Regions from separate parts of the Mus musculus genome. Here all the other regions are linked to region 2. Evidence: chromatin loops called from intact Hi-C (ENCODE). Cell type or tissue: left cerebral cortex. All regions are shown on one strand.

Region 1 (2,500 bases), 99 kb before region 2:
ACATTAAATAAATAAAAAGTGACAAGAAGAAAGAGGCGGCCAGAGCCAAGCACGTGTCTGTACTCTCCCAGTGGCTCCTATCAGTCCTGTAGTCTATGGGTTTGGGATAATGGATTCCCTGGCATGCCAGATCACAGTTGGTCTGGCTTTCCCTCTAGTTCTCTCATTCCTGTCTCTGCCTGAAGTGCAAGGATGCATACTGACCCTCAGAGAACACTTTCCGTTATCAAAGCCTGTCACAGACATTGCTTTTGTTCCCCCCAAGTACTCCTGTGAGACAGAAGGGGCAGGGAGCATCAGCTCCATTTAAAGATGAGCAAATAGACTTGAGTGTCTTGTCTAAGCTGCAACAAGGATTCACGGGGGAGGAAGAGGTGGGCAAAGACAAGCATCTATCCCTCACTGGTATCATTTGGGAATTCCTACTTGAAAGCCAGACAGAAGAATAAGAGCTGTAACTAACCAAACCAGCCCAACGTGGTCATTTGATTTTCTGTTGTCAATGGCAGATACCTATCACAGGTACACGCTGGACCTGCAACTCACTTCCTTCAAAGGACTATGCCATTCTTCTTTAGCGGTACATTGTAGAATCTGACAGCGCTGCAAGTGTTATGAACCGCAGAAGCAAATGAACTGGTAATTTTGAAAAGGGTTCAAAGAATGCTTGCCTGGCTAACTGCTAAGTACCCAATTCATTCGCTGCTAGGCTTCCTCCAGAGGCAAAGGAACAGGGGACAGGATGGAGACAGCAGCTAACCTGGACCCTTAAACCTTGGTCTAGGTAACAAAATCCTGGCTTCAACAAGTTACACTCTACCTTAGTTGTCTCAGAAAGTCAGACAGGAGCTTCTTGACTGGATGTTAACAATCTGTTCAGGCTAATACCCTGCCATATTTAAAAATGAGGTACAAGGATTGTTAGGGAAAAGAAATCAGGGGTCAAACCCCATAATTAACTATAACTTCAGTTTCCACTGTTTGAATGTGTCCCGCGTTTCTAGAATACTTTTAGAATACTTTCATACAGCTCAGTGGCCCCCTCCCCCATCTACTTGTTTCCTTTGCCCTCTGGGAGAGAATTACAGCTAGACAGACGTGCTAGAAAGTCGGCCTCTCTAGCCCACGGTCGTCATATTGGTCCCTTTGGTGGCTACATACCCTTGCCTCTTCTGAGGCGTTTGCCATGTGCTTGGTCTTGCACTTTCGCTTTCCTGACGGCTTTTCTGGGTTTTCAAGGCAGGCTGGCTCCTCCAGGTTATCTGGAAGGAAACCGTTTGGTGAGTCCGAGATCCCCTGGGCTTTGCTGGACAAGAGAAGGTTCCTGTTCCTGAGGCAGTGCTCTGAACTTTGGGAGGAAGTCTTCTGCTTACGGGCCTTTGAATCTGAACAAGAAACAGGAAAGAACGACTGTCACAGAAATGGAACACCATCCTTTAGTGCTTTACCATGCAAATTCCCCATCTATCCGTGGGAGGCGCTTCCCAGACCTGCCAGCAGGGGGCAGCCCATCTAACTGGCCCCCAAAATGCGGGTCATTTTGAAAGGATCTCCCCATAGCTCAGAGCAAACCAGAATCTCTTTTCAGCCTTTCTCTACCCCCTCCCTCTCCAAAATCAAAAGCAACTTGGCAGTTTTGCTGAAGTATCAATCAAGTACAGTGGGGTTCAAGTACAAAGTGGAGGGCTAACTTTACGAGCTCAGTTCTCCTCACCTCTAACTGCCTGTCAGTTCCTGTCTGAAGATACCAAGGTAAATGCAACAGACACTCCCCAGCGCAGTATAGGCCTACTTGTGTGTAATGGCAGAAAGATACTGCCTTCCCTGATTGGAAATCAGGTAATTGGTATCACAGGGCAACAACATGTGTCTAAAATTGTAATTTCAAAAAGGTCTACTGCAAACTCCACTAGCAAGAGCCTCACCCCATAGGGTCTGCCTTAAACCTCTTGTGTAGGTGACATAAACCATTCACTTGTATCGATTGGCAATGGAGATGCATGGCTTGTGTGTGTGGCTATGTCTGTATTTGTAGGTGCTGTAATGAGCAGTTACAGAGGTCAACATCAGGTGTCAGGCCCCTCCCTCCACCTTGTATTGAGGGAGGGTCTCTCTTATTTGTTGCTGCACTATTTATTATATGACTTCAGTGCAAGCTCTAGGGGGAAGGGGTATCTCCGTCACAAACCTGAACACCAAGCCTAGCACACAACAGATCAGTAAGGCTATGAATGAAGTAGCTGCAACTTCAGTTTCTACCATGTGTGAAATGAAGAGACTGGAATCCCAGAGTTCTCAACTCACTGCCACCCCAAACTTGAAATGGACTCTCATCTGTAAAACTGCCAAAGGCAGATGCAGATGTAGGAGTCTCTATTCAAGACCAGTGAATTGGCTGGGGTGGGAGGTAGCGCAAGCCTTGAATCTCTGTGAGTTGGAAGACGGCCTGGTCTATGTCGTGGGTTCCAGGACTGCAAGGACTATGCAGACAGAACTTGTC
Region 2 (2,500 bases):
GGCCAGAGGAGCCGCGCTCAGCAGGTCCCTATACTCTTCCGACGGGCACAAGGTCCCGGGCGGGTTCCGAGAGCCGGACTATGTAAAGGCGGCCAGGACTGGCCCAGTTTGGGTTTGTGCTCCTAGGGCTGTGGGTCCGATCGTGCGGTGCCCGCACCATTGCAAAGAAAGAGGCTTCCCCGAGGGCGGGTTGCACCGTGTCCCGGACCGGGCGACTTTGGGGCCTGGGCGAGGTAGCAAAGCAGGGCGGAGGGAGGAGTGCAAGTGTGGGGAGAACGCGCGGGAGCCCGAGCCCGCGGCCCGAAAAGGGTGGGTCTGGGATCTGCGGAGGTTGTGGCGGGAGGAGCGAACCAGGGAACGAGGGAGGTGGGCCCGGCTGGAGGGCCCCGAGCCACCGGGGATTGGCGGGGGGGGGGGGGGGGGCGGAGCGCCGAGGGTGGAGATGGGGCCGCGGGAGGGAGGGGAGCCGGCGGGGCGCGGCCAGGGGGCGGGGCGCCCGGACCTGGGGAAGATAAGAGCGTGCTCGCGGGGAGCGAGGGCGGGCGGGAGGGAGGGGCGGGGGACTTAGAGACCAAAGAGGAGACAAAAGGACCGGGTGTGTGGGAGGGGCATAGACAAGCGGGGGCTAGGGGAGGGGCGCCAGGGGACGACTCGCAGGGAGGGGTGTGTGAGTGTGTGTGTGGGGGGAATGGCGTGGGAGGGACTTAGAGTGGGACGTGAAGGGACAGCATAAGAGAGCGCGGGGGTACAGAGAAAGGGGGGGGGCAGGAGTGCTCCACCACGCTGGCCACGAAGGGGAGGGGACACCGTGAAGTGGAGGCCGCTGGGAGGAACGGCCACACACAGGGAGGGAGGTCCCGGGGATGGATGGACAGTCCGCTAGAAAGAGGGACCCGGAGGGGAAGGGTGTACAGACTCGGGGAGAAAGCCTTTCGAGAACCCAAGGGTGGAGGCTGATGGGCGTGTATCAAGCGCGGAGGGCTGGGATTGAAAGCTGCCCTTTGGGATGACCAAAAGACCAGTGGGGGCTGCAACAGACGGGACAGGGCTACTAAGGAGGGCGAAAACTGCTCAAGGGAAAGTGGAACCTAAGAGGGTTGTAGAAGGGTGGCGGGGGTGGCTTCGGGCTCGGCAGGAAGGCGCCACCACCGCCTTCTGCCCGTCCCCAATGTGCCCCGCCCCGTCCGGGGGCCCTAAGGGCAGCGGCCGGGCCATGGGGGAGCCGAGCCAGGGCGGTACCATTCGGAACGGGAGGGGGGGTTGGGGGAAGGGAGGAGCCAGGGGTCAGAACCCTGTTGGGGGCGGGAGGGGGGCGCCACACCCTGGGAAAAAGGCTTGGGCACATCCAGAGCCGACCAATCAGTAAGCAAAGCCGGGGTGGCGTCAAGGGGCAGCTTTGGCCAATAGGAAGGAAGAACACTTCGGAGGTTCGGAGGAAGAAAAGGAAAAAAAAAAAAAAAAGAGCCCCACGAAACAACAATTGAATCCGTTTGGGGGCTTGGAAAACGGGGAGTGGGCGTCGTTTATGTCATGTTCCAGCGTCTGCCCTCGCCTTCGAAGGATGGGGTGGCTTGCATCACTTTAGTGTTGTATGGCGCAAACATCGCGCAGAAGGGTCCCGAGAAAGTAGACCCGGAATTGTCCACTTATTGGTGCTTCGATTTGGGAACTGGTTTGCACAGAGATGGCAGCTTTGTGCTTAAGAGTGAAAGAATGTTGAGGTATCTTAAATGGAGGCAGGAGGAGGTAGAGGTTCCTCATTCCCCTTCACTGGCTACCGATTTAAGTGACAGCTAGCGGAGCGGATTATGGACAATCTCAAGCCAGTGCATAAGTTAAAAAATGTCCTTTGGGCATTGAACACTACTCATTATATTTATTTCCCTTGACAGCCAGTCCCAGGTACTTCCTGAGGACTATTGGTAAGAGCACACACAGTTACCACTCAGAAATTCTGGGAGAAAAAAAATTGTATGACTTTTGACTTCCAAGTTAGCCTAAGGTTCTAGTTCCTGATTCACCATGTAACATGGGACTTATCACATTCTCTGAAATCTTATCGTATGGAAATCAAGGTATTGGTAGGTAGGCAGCTGGAGGTCTAACCATTTTGGAATTCATTTGGAGAGTAGTAGCATGCCTGACAGAGGTCCAGATGGAATGGGTGGGTGGGTGGGGGGTTGTAAAGACCCAAAACCATGGTAGCAATAGGACCGGTGATCTAAAGGTCTAAAGCTGCAACCGTAGCATAGTGTGTCTCAGAGGGGTTCACACCTTCCAGCATATTCTGAGTTTGGATCTTGTGATAAGGTTCTGAGGGGTGAGTCTCCCCTAGAGAACACGAGGTGCAGCGTGGTTTAGGGCCTTGGGCATGCTAAGCACTAATGCTGCCACTGCATTACACCACCAGCCTGCCACCCATGGATACAAAAGTCCGCGTTAATGACCATATGGCTGAATCCTGCTTGAATCCCTGGTGAGGAACTGGCTGGGTGAGTTA
Region 3 (2,500 bases), 110 kb before region 2:
CCATCCTAGCTGCCCAACTCAGATCAGCCTGCCTACCTGCTGACACACAGTGCTACGTACTAGAGAGAAAAATCTATGAAATGACTTGTGGCCCTGGCCGTGGACCTGAACATGACACTTCACTAGAAGGCAGAGGGTGGAGAAGAGGCAGGAATGGAGAGAAGGGGAATACTGGAATGCATAGAAAGTATCAAAGTTACCATGGGAGAAGAGCCACAAAGAATCAAGCATCAGGAAGGGTCCCAGAGGTCCCACTTTAATTACAATCAAGAAGAGACTGCAGCAACAGCAAAATGGGGATTATTCATTCTCTACCACCGACATTCCATTCATAGCACAGGTCAACATATCCTGCTTCCAGCCAAGAGTATAGCCAGTTTCCCATTGGGAGGTCTGCTCCAGACACCTAGTGGTGAAATGAATCTCTGTAGGAGGTGAGGGCCTTACTGAGGTAGTGATGTGGACACTCACAGCAAGGGACTTTTTAAAGTAGCTAGAAATTGCCAAGACACTGAAGGAATACGTGAAGACAGAACACATCCTTGTGGGAACTGTCTAGGACAGAGTGACTGAAGACCTCCCCCATCCCCCGGTTGAGGAGTCCAAGGCCAACAAACCCTGAGGATTCTGGCTGCAACTGTGGTCAATGCTTACCACTGAGAAAGCGCTTCATGTTATCACTGCTGGCCAGCTTCATGGCTGTCTGACCCGAGTAGGTAGCCAGTGTGGGATCAGCTCCGTAGGATAGCAAGAGCCAGATGGTTTCTAGGTTGTCATTGACCACAGCATCATGAACTGGCCTGTGGAGGTCAAATAAGAGTCAGGGCTACAGGATTTAATGGAGAACTTTCACAATGCGATATTAGGGGGAAGAAGAGTGAGAAAGATAGTATGGTGACCTCGAGGTAACCCCAGTGTAACATGGGTAAGAGAGCAGGGGAGCCACCTCTGGCCTACGCTTCATATTGTCTCTGTGCACCTCTTTTTCTTTCCCATATTTGTCTCTCCTCTGTGTTCCCCCGCATCTTCGGACAGTATCTAGAGCACAATGTCGATCTACTAGGAGTTCAGTGGAGAACAGGTCCCTGGTGGAAGTTAAAATTAAAGCAGGTGTGGGTGGTTGTGGAAGAGGAAGGGCCCAGGTGACTGCGCAAGGGCAGGGTTGGATAGGTAGGGAGGCTCCACACCAGGTAGCAGCCAAGCAGAGCCTGTACACTTTGATCTGGCCCCTTCTACTTGGTATACACTTCCCCTGGAGTAGAGGAGATGGGTGTGACTTCTCTGAGACATGGAAAGGTTTTATGTTTGTTTATGTGTGCACATTAATATGGTGTAGTGCATTTACTTATTTCTGTATTATGTGTGTGTGTGTGTGCATGAATATGTGTGCAGAAGTTAGGAGACAACTTGCAGGAATCGGCTCTCTTCTTCCATCATGTGGCAGCCAAGAGGGCCAGGCTTGAAGGCAAGTGCCTACATATATCAAGCCAATCTCACAGACCCAGGTAGTTAATTTTTTTGTATGTTCACAGAGACTAAATTACAAAAACCCAATCTGGAATGTGAAACCTAGATTAGTGCTCTGCTTGGAACCTAAGGCCTCAATTCCACATGAGATAAATGGCCCACGACGATGATGGTATTCAGGAGGGTTGAGTGGATTGACTTGGCATGGGACAGAGTGAACCCTGGACAACCTCAGCCTTTCCTTAGTCCCATACAGACTGGCCATTGAGGAACTCATCAGCTCCTGCCCCTAAGCTGGCTCCCTTCAGACATCCTTTCAAAAGGCTTCCTGGTTAAAGCCTTTTTGACACCAGCAGCTGGACATTCTGCAAATATCCAGGTCTGAGTAAAGCTCTGAAGCGAGGGACTGAACTGAGGTCTGAGACTTGGCAGAGGAACAGCCTTCTTGCCTTGTGCCATCCTGCGAGCTGCAGTTCACATTAGCCCCATGTTGCAAGAGGATGTTCAGGATATCAGTCCAGCCCCGGGAACAGGCTTCGTGCAAGGCTGTGTAGCCCGCGTTGTCACGGTGATTCACATCCTCGCTGTGCTTTTGGAGGCAGTAGAGAACTACGTCCTGTAGGGATGGGAGACAGCTCTGTGAGCAAAGACAAGTCTGAAGTTTTTTGAATCCTCCCTGTTAGACTTGCCACTCCACAAGTGTCTGACAAGTTTTACAGCCTGTTCTTTATACGAGGAAACAAATGACACAATTCAAAATCTTTTGTGAACAAAGGTAGTTCTCAGCCTCCATTGCTGGGCCCCAGCCCTGAGCTGGTCCCTTGGCAGGAGGAAGACATTTCTTATGGCCAAGGGCACTCATCTGGGTGGTGATCTTTGGAGTAAGGTCTTCAGAGAGGCTCCTCTGCTGCCCAGCAATCACCTTTCTGAGCTTTACAAGATATACATGGGAACTCTGCTCCTGACAGGCTCATAAATTCCAGTTACCCCAGGCAAGCACAACTCCACAATTCACTTTGGTTTTTTGCTTTGA

What was found. A loop is a pair of places that touch in the nucleus more often than their neighbours do. Peaks named below come from ENCODE experiments on the same cell type or tissue, not always from the same donor. Only the 100,000 strongest peaks of a DNase experiment are listed, where the experiment ranks them.
Region 1: it touches region 2 in a loop (3-fold over the local background); 19 of 42 quality-filtered maps call a loop at or near these places.
Region 3: it touches region 2 in a loop (2.4-fold over the local background); 21 of 42 quality-filtered maps call a loop at or near these places.

Annotation. Positions count from the first base shown.
Region 1 is chrX:48,382,807-48,385,306 of GRCm38, reverse strand. It overlaps Bcorl1 (BCL6 co-repressor-like 1), which reads right to left. Exons shown (of 15, transcript NM_178782.4): 9 at 1,162-1,385. Among named protein-coding and RNA genes, the nearest start is that of Bcorl1, 43 kb to the right of the region's middle. In left cerebral cortex, a CTCF peak has its summit at 1,494 (motif pointing right); a DNase peak (open chromatin) is centred at 1,491.
Region 2 is chrX:48,283,558-48,286,057 of GRCm38, reverse strand. 9530027J09Rik (RIKEN cDNA 9530027J09 gene) reads left to right here and starts at 632. Exons shown (of 4, transcript NR_045916.1): 1 at 632-663; 2 at 2,411-2,492. In left cerebral cortex, no CTCF peak of the experiment used is centred here; DNase peaks (open chromatin) are centred at 130, 814 and 1,363; H3K4me3 peaks cover 1,625 bases; H3K27ac peaks cover 1,149 bases.
Region 3 is chrX:48,391,454-48,393,953 of GRCm38, reverse strand. Bcorl1 (BCL6 co-repressor-like 1) reads right to left here. Exons shown (of 15, transcript NM_178782.4): 11 at 1,917-2,083; 12 at 655-800. Among named protein-coding and RNA genes, the nearest start is that of Bcorl1, 51 kb to the right of the region's middle. In left cerebral cortex, no CTCF peak of the experiment used is centred here; no DNase peak of the experiment used is centred here.